Linked DNA regions of Homo sapiens: region 1 is linked to region 2. A link is an interaction called in ENCODE POLR2A ChIA-PET data of the cell type or tissue named here. Cell type or tissue: A673. All regions are shown on one strand. Links, peaks and the distances in the headings refer to the core of each region. The heading gives the core; the rest is flanking DNA.

Region 1 (5,673 bases), core at 3,172-5,671, 120 kb after region 2:
GTATAGGTTCATGTATTCACCACTATAATCAAGATAAAGAATAGCTCCATAAAAATTCCTTGTGTTCTTTTTTTTTTTTTGAGATGGAGTTTCGCTCTGTCACCCAGGCTTGAGTGCTGTGGCGAGATCTCAGCTCGCGTCAACCTCCACTTCACGGGCTCAGAGGATTCTCCTGCCTCAGCCATCTGAGTGGCTGGGATTACAGGCATGCCCACCATGTCCAGCTAATTTTTGTATTTTTAGTAGAGACAGGGTTTCACTATGTTGGCCAGGCTGGTCTCGAACTCCTGACCTCAGGTGATCTGCCCGCCTCGGCCTCCCAAAGTGCTGGAATTAGAGGCGTGAGCCACCATGCCAAGCCTACCTTTTTATAACCACACTCATCTCCCTTCCTTAACTTGTCCTTAACTCCTGTAAACCAGTAATCACTCCTCCTTTTCTATGATTTTGCCATTGCAAGAATCTTATATAAATATAATTATACATAATGTAACCCTTGGGGACTGGAGGTTTTCACTCAGCATAATTTCCTTCAGATCTATCCAAGTTATTTTTTTAATATTGCTGAGTAATAGTCCATGGCATGAATGGTGTATAGTTTGTTAACCATTCACTCATTGAAGAATATCTATGCTGTTTTCATTTTATGGCTAGTATGAATGAAGCTGCTATCAATGCACATATACAGGTTTTGTGTGGCCATAAGATTTTTTTTCTCAATATTTTGCTATAAAATGTTTTAAACATAAAGCAAGGTTGAAAAATTTTCAGTGAACAGTCACACATTCACCACCTAGATTCTACCATTAATTAAAAAAAATGTATTTTTTTTTTTTTTTTTTGAGACGGAGTCTCACTCTGTTGCCCAGGCTGGAGTGCAGTGGCGGGATCTCGGCTCACTGCAAGCTCCGCCTCCCGGGTTCACGCCATTCTCCTGCCTCAGCCTCCCAAGTAGCTGGGACTACAGGCGCCCGCCACTACGCCCGGCTAATTTTTTGTATTTTTAGTAGAGACGGGGTTTCACCGTTTTAGCCGGGATGGTCTCGATCTCCTGACCTCGTGATCTGCCCGCCTCGGCCTCCCAAAGTGCTGGGATTACAGGCGTGAGCCACCGCGCCCGGCCAATGTACTTTATTTTTTAAAGCAATTTTAGGTTTACAGAAAAGTTAATAGTACAGTGAATTCTCATATCCCCCCTTCCTTCTGTACATAATTTCCCTATTATTAACATCTTGCATTAGTGTGCTACATTTAGTGTAATTGATAAGCAATATCAATACATTATTATTGGCTGAAGTTCACAGTTTATATTAGGGTTTACTCTTTGTGTTGTACAGTTCTGTGGGTTTTGTCAAATGCATGAGGTCGTGTATGCACATTTACAGTGTCATACAGAATAGTTTAATCCCCCTAAAAATCCTCTATGCTCTATCTAGTCATCTCTCTCTTCCTTCTTCCCCACTAACTCCTGGCAACCACTGACTTTTTATGGTCTCTATAGTTTTGCCTTTTCCAGAATGTCATATATTTGAAATCATACAGTTTGCAGCCTTTACAGATTGGCTTCTTTCATTTGGCAATATGCGCTTAAGGTTACTCCATGTCTTCTGTGACTTGATAGCTCATTTATTTTTTATTACTATAAAATATTCCATTGTATGGATGTACCACAGTTTGTTTATCCACTCAACTATTGAAGGACATCTTGTTTGCTTCCAGTTTGGTGGACAGTTTTCTGTGTGGACATAGTTTTCAACTCATTTAGGTAAACACATAGGGGTACAATTGCTCGATCCTATAGTGGACTAAGCTTGGCTTTGAAAGAAACTACCAGACTGTGTTTCAGAGTGACTGTACCATTTTGTGTCTCCACCATCAGTGAATGACAGTTCCTATTACTCCACATTCTCATCAGCATTTGATATTGTCAATGTTTTGGATTTTAACCACTCTAATAGCTATGTAGTGGTATCTCATTGCTCCTTTAGTTTGTAATTTTCTAATGACATTTCATGTTGAGCATCTTTTCATATGCTTATTTGCCATCTGTATAATTTCTTTAGTGAAATGAATGTTCATATCTTTTGCTTAATTTTACTTATTTTTATTATGGAGTTCTAAGAGTTCTTTATGTATCTTGGATACAAGTCATTTAACAGGTATGTGTTTTGCAAATATTTTCTCCCACTTCATGGCTTGTATTTCATTCTCTTAACAGTATCTCTCACAAAGCAGATGTTTTTTAATGTTAATGTTTTTAATGTTAATGGAGTCCAAATTACCTATTTTGTTTTGTCATGGATTGTGTTTTTGGTGTTGCATCTAGAAAGCCATCACCCAATCCAAGGTTACTTAGATTTTCTCCTGTATTATCTTCTAGAGGCATTACAATTTTGCATTTTACGTTTAGATGTATGATCCATTTTAATTTTTGTGGAAGTTAGGAAGTTTGTGTCTAGATTCATTTTTTAAAATATTGCATATAAATGTTCAGTTGTTTTAGCACCATTTGTTGAAAACACTGTCTTCCTCCATTGAATTGTCTTTGCTCCCTCTTCAAAGATCAAGGCTAAACTGATGTGAGTCTATTTCTTGGCTCTCTATATTCTGTTCCATTTATCTGTTTGCCTAGTCTTTCTCCATGCTACACTGCCTTGATTCTTGTAGATATTGTTTGTCATGTTGAAGAAGTTCCTCTTTAATTCTTGTTTGTTTAGCGTTTTAAACTGTAATCATTACTGGATTTTGTCTAATATTTTCTCTGGACCAATTGATATGCTCATATGATTTTCTTTCTGTAGTCCGTTGATGTGATGGGTTACATTGATCGTATTTTGAATGCTGAATCCCATTTGCATACTAGAATAAATCCTACTTGGTCATGTTGTGTAGTTATTTTCTTACATCATTGGATTCAGTTTGCTAATATTTTGTTGATGATTTTATGTCTTAGTTCATGAGAGATATTGGTCTTTAATTTTTGTTCTTGTAATGGATTTATCTGTTTTTGTATCAGGGTAACGCTGGCCTCATAAAATGAGTTGGAAAGTGTTCCCTCCTCTGCTATTTTCTGGAAGAGATTATGTAAAATTGATGGTAATTATTTTTTAAATGTTTGGTAGAATTTCTGATGAAACCATCTGGGATTGGAGATTTCTTTATTAAGAGCTCTTTAATTATAAATTCAATTTCTTTAATGGTTACAAGACTATCAAGATTGTCTATTTCATGTTGATTGATTTTGGGTAGTTTGTTGTTTTAAATGAATTGATCCACTTCTTCTAAGTTGTAGAATTTATGGGTTGAAAGTTATTTCTAGTATTCCTTATTCTTTTGTATGTGTTTTTAAATAATGATAAATTATGTTGATAAAATAAAAATGGGGATGATCAGAAAAGGCCTGCCGGAGGAGGTGATATGTGAGCTAAGGCCTGAAGGGATCAATCATGGAAAACATTAGAGAAAGAGCTTTTCGGGCAGAGGGAGAAGTTAGTACAAAGGCCCAGAGAAGGCGACAAGTTTGGCATATTTGAGGATGAAGGAAAACTAGCCGGAGTGGAAAGAGCAACAAGGAATTGAATCTGGAGAGGAGGACAGAGACCACGGGATGCAGTAGCTTTGGGTCATGGGAAGGCACTTAGGTACTGTAGGTGTGCTGCAACAGCTTTTCATGGTTTTAAGCAGGAAAAATCATGCACAGATTTATATTTATAAAAGATCACTGTGGCTGCTGTATGGACAATGGATTCTAGGAGAGCCGAGGAACATATTATGAAGATAACATTATGAAGTCATGTTATGAAGTTTTTGCAGTGTTCTCTGTAAGAGGGTGGTGGTGTGCATCCCAGGGGCATGGCACTGGTGGAGAGAAGGAGGCAGAGTGAGGACATTGTTTGGAGGTCCTGCCTCTATCCATGTTTGCCCTGCTGGACTGAACTCCTGGTAAGGACTGGGTACAACCCTCCTTTTTTTGTTGAGCTTCCAACGCAGCTACCTCTTTTTCAGACCATCTAAGTCCATGAAGTTTAGACAACATTCAGACTATCAAAAACCATCTCTGCTCTATTGTGGCTTTTCTTCGACAGTATAAATTACCCTAGAAGTTGTTTTCTGCAGGCTCATGATTCCCTGCCTAACTTTAAAGGGTTTCTTGAGAAGGCTTTGACCATTTGTTTTGTCAGAGGTTTGGGCGATTATTCAAAGTGCTGAGAGATAACAAGGGTACAGTTTAATGTGCTACAGATGTCTGGGACGGTGACTCAGGCTCCTGGCAGAAATCCAAGGCAGGAAACCTGCTGTTGCAATTCGTATTCTCTGTGTCTATGCCGGAAACGGCTTGAGCTGTAATTGCAGTTTATAGTGATGTAAATGCAGCCAAACCCCCGAGTGAAGCCTCACAGATGTACATCATTAGGAGAGCTCTCAGCCTCGCTCATATGCTGTTCAGAGGCGGTTCATTTGCAATCAGTTTCAAAGACTGTGGATGGGAAGAATGTTCTTTCACATTGTCTAGCTCAGTTTAAAATCTGCCCTCCTGACATTTTGATAAAAGGTAATAACCAAACCTCTGTGTTCAGCAGAATGTGCTTATAATAATAAGCCTGGCATTAAAAAAAGAAGACCCAAAGTATCAATAGCCCTTTACAAACAGAATACACAGTTTTCCATTTGACCCAGTTGTCTGCTGCACTTCTTCTCTCCTACCTATCTTATGATTAGGAAGGAGGCAGCCCTAGAGCTCACAAGTCAGAAAGCTCTGGATACAAATTTCAGAAGTGCTGCTTTTTTTTCTTAATTTTAATATAAAGGTCCAGGAACAAAGAGGTTTTCTATTTATAAAGTTTTAGAAATATAGGAGAAATTGTAAAATGTCTACTTAAAATATTTAATTAAATTCAATTCCTTATTTAATGTATTAAAATCCCTGTGAGAAACAGGTGCATATTCAAAAAAGATTTTTTTTTTTTTTTTTTTTTACAGATTAATAAGAGTAGTTAGTGTGTAAGGGAACCAACAAGAGGTAGTGCAATAACCTGGGATTTGTGTAACTGCCTGGTGGGTTGTTTTTGCCCACTGCACAGATAGAGTCGATTCATTGAGACAGCAGTATTACTGTGAAGAGAGTTTAATAAATGCAGAGCCGGCCAAGTGGAAAGAAGGGAGTTTACTGCACAAATCAGCCTCCCCACAGAGCTCCGAGGCTAGGGCTTTTCAAGGATGGGCAGGGGGCTGGTGAATGGGGGGAATGGTGATTGGTTGGGTTCAGCATGAAATTGTAGGGGATCAAAGCTATCTTCTTGAGCTGACTCCCTGCCTGGGTAGGGGCCACCAGACCAGATAAGCCAGTTTCTTGGTATGTGTAATGGGTCTGGGTGGAGTCAGTTGGGTTTCCAGAATGAAAAAGTCTGAAAAGTATCTCAAATACTAGTCTTAGGTCTTAGAATACTGATGTTATCTAAAGGGACAATTAGGCAAATTACAAATCTTGTGACCACCCCATGCGACTCTTGAGCAGTAAACAATGACTTGTTATCATTTAACTATGCCTAGGTTTTAGCAGAATTCATGCTCTCACATAATTTTAATCTCGTGACCTTTCATTAGTTTTACAAAGGTGGTTTTAGTCTCAGAACAAGGCGAGGGTAGTTTTGGGAAGGGGCTAGTATCATCCTT
Region 2 (2,500 bases), core at 1-2,500:
AGCTGGCATCACATTCCATGTTATCAGGGTCTCAAGATCCTTTCATCTTTCTGCTTCTCTATATTTGGCATGTAGGCTTTGTCCTCATTGTTATGAAATAACTGCTCTATCTACAGGTATTTCATTACCATTCGAGGCAGGGAGAGGAAAGGTGAAGGGTAAAATGCGCATGCAAGCTGAGTCTGTCCTATTCTAAAATGATTTCTTTTTTAAATAGCATTTCCAGGATTCCAGCAGTAGTCTTCCACTTATATTCCATTAGCTAGAAATAGGTCACATGGCTACTTCTAACTCCAAGAGTTAGAAGAGCTGAGTTTGTAACTGAGCTCGTGCTGTCACACACAAGTGGAATTCTGTTCCTAAGGAGGAAGGAAAATTGATATGATATTGGACAGTCAACCAGCAGCATCTGCCACAGGCCAGGGTATGCCATCCACAGGAAGAAGTTTGGATTTTATTTTAAATGCAATGAATGGTCATTGAAGGGTTTTAAGGAAGAGGGTGATTTGATTTAATCTATTCAGGCAGCTGGAAGCAGAATGGATTATACAGAAAAAGAAGGGAGGCCCGGTAGGAGGCCAACAAAGAAAAATTGCCTTTGATGACTGGGATAGCAGTGTCTGTGGGGTTTATGAAGACTACCTGAGCTTTAACATGTGACTGCCAGCTTGGCTAGATAAACCCATGCTGCTTAAGAATCTATCTACCACATGGGAGGAGAGGATACTGATATGTAAATGTAGTATCAATTGGATCAGTCCTTAAACAGATTCAGTGGCCTTGGAGAAGGAAGCTAGTCTAAATGATCATGTCATTCTTACTCAGGCAGGTAAGGAATTATCTTCATTTTACATAGCAAACAGTTGAAGCTGCAAGCAGCTGTGCCACTCCTTTAACTTATAAGTAAAGACAATTAATTGAGTTTGCTTCTGAATCTGATTACAGCACAACTTCACATTTGTGAAACTTTTCTGGGTATTGTATTTGTTTCTTTCCTCTATTCAGATAGTTTCTACCTTTCTCCTTAGCTGTATTCTTCTTCATTTATTTTCTCTTCAGTTTACCACACTCTCAAGATTTCTAGACCCACCCCCTTTTTCATGGGTTAAACCTATGCTGAAAATAATTTTAAAGAACAAAGAAAGAGAGAATTTCCTGGTAGCCTTATGTAGAGAAAAATACTCATTTACGGGTGTTTTACTCTGTGTCAACAAAAATAGAATTAACCATCTGGCACCACCAAGAGGCTACTTCAGAAAGTGCATGGGAAAAAACAATCAAACTTCTAGTTTTGCTTTCACGCCATCTGAGACCCGGGCAGAAAACCGGAAACTATTGATGGCCGCCATCTTGAAATGATGCTATTTCATGCGCTTCTCCAAAACAAACAAACAAACAAACAAACAGAAAAAAACATTTAGATGTTCTCTAAAGAGCATTCTGCAGAACTTCCTACTTACAATTCTTTCTCCTATGCCTCTGTTCAGAATACTCAGTTTTTATTATATCAAAAAGCAAGGTAGCATAGTAGAAATAGGTTGGCATTTTACTGCATTTAAATCCTGATATGACCACTGATAGATTTATAGCCTTGGGCAAAAAACTTGACTTCCCTAACCTTCAGTTCCATCAACTACAAATTAGAGATATTCATACTTAATTTTTGGAAAGATTGAAAGAGACATTTAAAGTACTGGGCATAGCATCTGATGTACACACACATCCTGTGTGTTAAATGAGAGCAATTCACATTATCATTGTTATTATTAATATAATTTTCATCAAAAACTATTGTCGACAAATTTACTTTTTTGGATGCATGAGACCGTTAGGATGATTGTGGCTCTTCTGTGTACAGATATTCTAGGTCAGGAAAACAGATCAAATGAGAATATTTTACCCCACATCACTCTCATGAAACAAGGGAGCTAATTATCTTCTATTCATGATCCTTTGGGACACCCTTTTGCAATGTACACAGTTGCATTTTTGTATGGTTTGGAAGTGTAAACTGTGTTAATAGCTGGCTAGTCCATTCAGAACCAGAAATTGGATTCAAATGTCTTATGCCTTTATCATTTACTGATTCTGCCATACTGAAGTTTATGAGACTCTAATCTTTTGTGTATATCTCCAAATTTTTGTCCATATTTATCAGTATTATTATTATTCACTCAATACTTGTGTTCAAATTAAATTCAAATTTACTCACTTCTTAACACTTAGCCTTGTTCTAAGAACTATTATGTTGGTTCAAAAGTAATGGTTTTGGCCATTACTTTTAATGGTGAACACTGCAATTACTTTTGCACCAACCTAGTAATATCCATGAAATCACTAGTTTTAAAGTCTAGCTTTTTTGCTTTAATACCCATTACATTAATTTACAACTATTAAATTTTCTTTATAAAAATGTTTTCATGTACTACCTAGAATCAACTCAGATACCACCAGTGGTATATGGACCATGCATTACATAACCCAGCCCTGTACCTCCTTG

What was found. Peaks named below come from ENCODE experiments on the same cell type or tissue, not always from the same donor. Only the 100,000 strongest peaks of a DNase experiment are listed, where the experiment ranks them.
Region 1: POLR2A ChIA-PET joins it to region 2 with 5 read pairs; 2 of 35 experiments call an interaction of 5 or more read pairs at or near these places.

The regions. Positions count from the first base shown.
Region 1 is chr3:63,339,596-63,345,268 of GRCh38, forward strand. The region is part of intron 2 of SYNPR (synaptoporin); the gene reads left to right. Among named protein-coding and RNA genes, the nearest start is that of SYNPR, 64 kb to the left of the region's middle. RefSeq lists an enhancer at 4,006-4,648 and a silencer at 4,198-4,492. In A673, for the core only: no CTCF peak of the experiment used is centred there; DNase peaks (open chromatin) are centred at 4,306 and 5,166; H3K27ac peaks cover 2,357 bases.
Region 2 is chr3:63,227,552-63,230,051 of GRCh38, forward strand. It overlaps a transcript of SYNPR not described here. Among named protein-coding and RNA genes, the nearest start is that of SYNPR, 50 kb to the right of the region's middle. In A673, for the core only: a CTCF peak has its summit at 1,230; a DNase peak (open chromatin) is centred at 1,270.